Linked DNA regions of Homo sapiens: region 2 is linked to region 1. Evidence: chromatin loops called from intact Hi-C (ENCODE). Cell type or tissue: chondrocyte. All regions are shown on one strand.

Region 1 (2,500 bases):
CTGCTTTTGTATATTTGAAATTTTCCAGGATAAAATGCTAAAATAAATTAAAGTATAACTTCAAATATTTAAAGGATTACTATGTAAAAAGAAAACTAGATTCTATAGAGGAAATCATCTGGAGGAAAATTTGGAGTCAGTATAAGAATGAAATAGGCAACAAAGGAATGTATAGCCTTGCAAGGTAGGCGGCTTACACTAGGAACCGGTGACGCACAGGTCCCAAAATGGCAGGGTTAGAGTACAGGGAATTGCTGTGACTACTGAGAAGTTGGACTAGTAGCTTCTAAGGTCTCTTCCAACCCTAAGATTCCACTAACTATTCATCAATTATTGATCTACGAGTCTGACCTCTGGTATAGTTTTCCCAATAAAGTCAGCACCCCATTACTCCAAAACCCTATGAAACAATTATCTATATGAACTACTTGATACTTTGCATAAACTATTTCCTATATTCTCCACTTTCTCCAATTTTCACATGTATTTGGTAAACTTTTTTTGAAGACTTTCAAAAGTCAGAATTACACTTTATACCTCTTGGAATCTTGTATTCCTAGCACAATTTCTGGTACATATTTAGCCATCAAAATGCTCTTTTGACAATCCCTCTCAAGTCGGCATCTTATAACACTGCGCCCTTATATCTTGCCATTCATGTCTGTCATTCCCTGTTATCCCCTGATCACAGATCGTATCCTACACCACTCCTATATGCCCCAACCCAGGCCTAGAAGAGGGCTCTGTGCGTATCTAGAAATACAATGAATAAAGAATTCCTTCTACAACTGGGGCTGTTAAATTTTTCAAGTGATAATTTCACTCTGAAAACCAAATTCTGAATTCTGAGACTGTCTTAATCCCTGAAAACTTCATTATTCCAACTGCAAAGATAATACACACCTTCACCCAGGTGGCTATCACCAGAACAAACATGAATAATACTGAAAAATGGTTTGGTTTTCCTACTTGTTTTCCATCCTGGTGGTCTTTCTCCTGAAACCCTCAGGTATTCAATGTCTTTATATGCCCTCTGACCATCCAAATGAGAATTAGGTGAGGGATGAGATCTTACAAAATGCCAGTTGCTACACCAGACATTTTACATTATCATGTCATTTAATTCTTACCAACAATTGGAGTATGTATTATCTAAATTTTTCAGATGAGAAAGTTGAGGTTCAAAGTTTAGTAATTTGCCCTAAACTTCTAATCGATAGCTTTGGGATTTGAAATAAAATCATCTTGGCTTGAAACCCATGGATTTTAACAGAAAAACAACAAGAACGCTCTTTCCTATTCGAGTCTTGAAATAACAGAACCTAAAGGAAATGGCTTTGGTGAGAAGCATACTTTCTCTGTAGCCCTAAGGGCAACCTGGCCTCCAACTTCAAGAGCTTGCTTAGTCCTCTAATTTACCAAGAAAAAAAGTCCAATTCCACCGAGTACCACAAGGGGGAGCTAAGTCCTAAAAAGCCTAGATAAGCTTCTAGACATTAAATGTCTCATTTGGAGCATGGCTCCCTTTAGAAAGATCTGAATAAATATTCTGCCATAAGTGACTCTTTCTAAGAAACAGACCTGACAATCCCTTTCCTGCTTAAAATCTTCCAAGGATCTCTGCCAACAATGGTCTGACCACTCACTATGGTGTACAATTTCCTTTCTGACTTTCCCTGAGTCCCTCCAACAGACCTTCTCCCTCCTAACTCCATACTTTTTTATTTTTATTTTTTCTGAGGCAGGGTCTTGCTCTGTCGCTCAGGCTGGAATGCAGTGGCACGATCTCAGCTAATTGCAACCTCTGCCTCCCGGGCTCAAGCTATTCTCCTGCCTCAGCCTCCCAAGTAGATGGGATTACAGGTGTGCACCACCCTGCCCAGCTAATTTTAACTCCACACTTTAACAACACCAACTGGCCGGGAATGGTGGCTCACGCCTGTAATCCCAGCACTTTGGGAGGCCAAGGTGGGCAGCTCCCATGGGCTCAGGAGTTCGAGACCAACCTGGGCAACATCACAAAACCCCACCTCTACAAAAAATAGCCAGGCATGGTGGTGCACACTTGTGATCCCAGCTACTCAGGAGACTGAAGCAGGAGGATCGCCTGAGCCCAGGAGGCAGAGGTTGCAGTGAGCTGAGATCACGCCAATGCACTCCTGCCTGGGCAACAGAGCAAGACCCTGTCTCAATTTAAAAAAAAAAGAAAAAGAAAAAACACCAACTACCCACGCTTCCCTGGCTTCCCCAAATAACCTTTTCTTCATGCCTCCATTTCTCTGAATGTGTTATTTCTTCTGCCTGACTGCATGCTGCCCGCCCCCCTGCCCACATCCTTCCCCTAGCCCTTCTATTTGACAACTCCAAGTCAAGCTCCCATCTCTTTCGAATCTGCTTAAAGCATATCTCAGCGAATTTCTGGCCTTTCCTATCACTCTCCCTCCACGATGAACCAATTTATGCCACAGATTGTTCTACCATCAGGTAAATACTTCTCTTC
Region 2 (2,500 bases), 1.2 Mb after region 1:
ACTCTTCCAGAAAGAATAAGGCTTTTGCTCTTCTATGTCCTCATAACTTTCTGTTAATTTTGCCTTTCAATATTTATTTCATTATACAATTATTTTAATTTTTGCACTATTTCATTCAAAAATACGTATTGAGTGTTTACCGAGAGCCTGGCACTCTTCTGAGCTAAAGGGACAGAGTGAAAAACACAACAAACTGTCCATGCCCTCAGAGAGCTCACATTCTCGGAGAGACAGACAGTAAATATGTGACAAACAAGTAAACAAGGCATGTAAAAATTGTGATAAACACTCAGGAGAAGATAAACAAGATTAGGTATTAGTAATTAGGGAAGGGCATCTATATTGATAGATGCAGGCTGTGAGGGTAAATTTTATGTGTCAACTTGACTGGATCACAAGGTGCCTGGATATTTGGTTAAACATGACTCTGAGTGTGTCTATAAGGGTGTATATGGATGAAATTAACATTTGAATCAGTAGACTGTGTAAAGCCTCATCCGATACATAGAAGGCATAAATAGAACTAAAAGGCTGAGTAAGGGAGAATTCTCTCTCTCGACTGCCTGTCTTCAGCTGGGAAGTCAGTCTTTAATGTCTTCTGACTGGGGCTCTGAGTTGAATTACACCATCAGCTCTCCTGGGTTTCCAGCTTGCCAGTTGCAGCTCTTGGAACTTCTTGGTCTCCATAATCACAAGATAACATACCTATAGCTATATCTTTATCAATATCTTCTATTGATTGTTTCTCTGGAGAACCCTGACTAACATACAGACTTAAGGAAAGTCACTCTGAGAATATGGCATTCATGCTGAGCTCTGGAGAATGAGAAAAACAAAGCAAATAAGCCCTAATATGAACCAGAAAAAAAATTCTAGTAAAATGAAATATGAGAGCAAAAGCCTGAGGCTGAAAAGAGCCAGAGAGAAGGCAGTTAGCATGAGATTAGATTGGAGAGGGAAGCAGAAATCAGGTCATCTGGGTCTGATTGGTAAGGAAGGAGCTTCAATTCTTTCTCCAAAAGCATTGAAAAAGCAGAATAACTGTCCTTCAATAAATATTTGTGTGACAAACGAGTTAATGGATATATAGTTATTTTCCAAATGGTGAAAGCAATTTGAAAACTCTAAAAAGGATGGCACTATTTTTGTCCCTATTCCTTGATAATTTTCATTTAAAGGGCCCTGGCAGTAGGGTAAAAGGGAAGGATGCTGATAAAAGTTGGCTCTGTCGTATCAGAACAGCAGAGGATGATGGATGTGCACCCTCCATACGAATGAGTTTCCTGACATTTTTGCCGTTTGGGGTTTTTATCTGTTGTTGCAGAATATGTGTGCACTAATGCAGACTACATCTACCAAATATCATGAGCAATGAATCATCCGCTCAGCAAGGAACGAGTAAACTTCACCTCCTCCCAGGAAGCTGGCTGCAGCTTTGCACAAGAGCACCCTCTTCTGTGCAGTTGCAGCCCCAGCCTTCAGAGAGCAGGAGCGATGGCCTTGTGCAGTCCCACTGTGATCCCCATTCTAAGGGAAGCACAGCTATGCAATAAAAAGAAGTCCTTATTAGTTTCCTTCTTTGCCTCCACCCTTCAGAGGATCACGTAACACCAAATTCCTTTGGAATTATCTAGGAAGGTGGAAAAGACTAGGGAGTAGAGTTCGAGACACTTTACTGAAAGGGAAAGGAAATAGCTTTCCACCCAGTAAAATTCTACTTCATTACCTAACATTACAGGGATTTTCCAGGATGCTCAGGTAGACCAGCTCTAGAAACTAGGGAAACAACGTGATGTCCAGAGTCCACCGGGCAGAGAGATGCACAGAGATTTAAAAAGAGGGACATTGTATAAGCTCAGCACATGTAGCAGTTTGTGTTTTGCTTTGTGTGTAATAACTTTAAGTCAAGGGAATTGGGGCTCTAGTATAATTCTATACTGCTTTAAGTACAGTTCTTTAAAGCAGAATCCCTTGTACAACGGAAAACTAACTACAATTGGGGACCTGGCACATGGAGTTCACCTAAATATTTATTAAACAAATAAAAATATTGGCTTCCCATGTCTTTCAGGGGAGGGAAATATTGAGCCTTGTCAGCCATTCATATCTTATTTTACTGGTTATTTCAAGTAACTATGGCCACAATAACATTGCATATAAAACAGCCACAAAATCTCGGGAGCATACAAAAATGCATTTACGCAGCTTGCAAGTGTGCTGGTTGGCTCTGCAGTACTGTTGGTCTCAGCTGGGCTCATTCATGCATCTGCAGCAGGCTGGGGTCAACTGGGGGGCTGCTGATTTGGGGTGGCCTCAGCTCTGGTGGTACAGCTCCACTCCCCATGACTTTTATCCTCCTCCTGGGATGAACTGTCCGTTCTGGGCATATTTTTATCCATAGCAATGCCAGAAGTTCAAGAGTGTAAGTTGAAGCATGAAGATACTTTTCAAGGCTGCTGCATCATGGACGCTAATATCCCACTGACTGAAACAATTCACA

Evidence for each region. Peaks named below come from ENCODE experiments on the same cell type or tissue, not always from the same donor. Only the 100,000 strongest peaks of a DNase experiment are listed, where the experiment ranks them.
Region 2: a loop joins it to region 1, with 3 times the contacts of the local background. A loop is called at or near these places in 2 of 110 quality-filtered maps.

What each region holds. Positions count from the first base shown.
Region 1 is chr1:222,633,559-222,636,058 of GRCh38, reverse strand. All of the region lies in intron 6 of MIA3 (MIA SH3 domain ER export factor 3), which reads right to left. Among named protein-coding and RNA genes, the nearest start is that of MIA3, 17 kb to the right of the region's middle. In chondrocyte, CTCF peaks have their summits at 1,255 and 1,457 (motif pointing right); no DNase peak of the experiment used is centred here.
Region 2 is chr1:221,477,178-221,479,677 of GRCh38, reverse strand. No RefSeq gene overlaps it. Among named protein-coding and RNA genes, the nearest start is that of LINC02817, 140 kb to the right of the region's middle. In chondrocyte, a CTCF peak has its summit at 1,453 (motif pointing left); no DNase peak of the experiment used is centred here.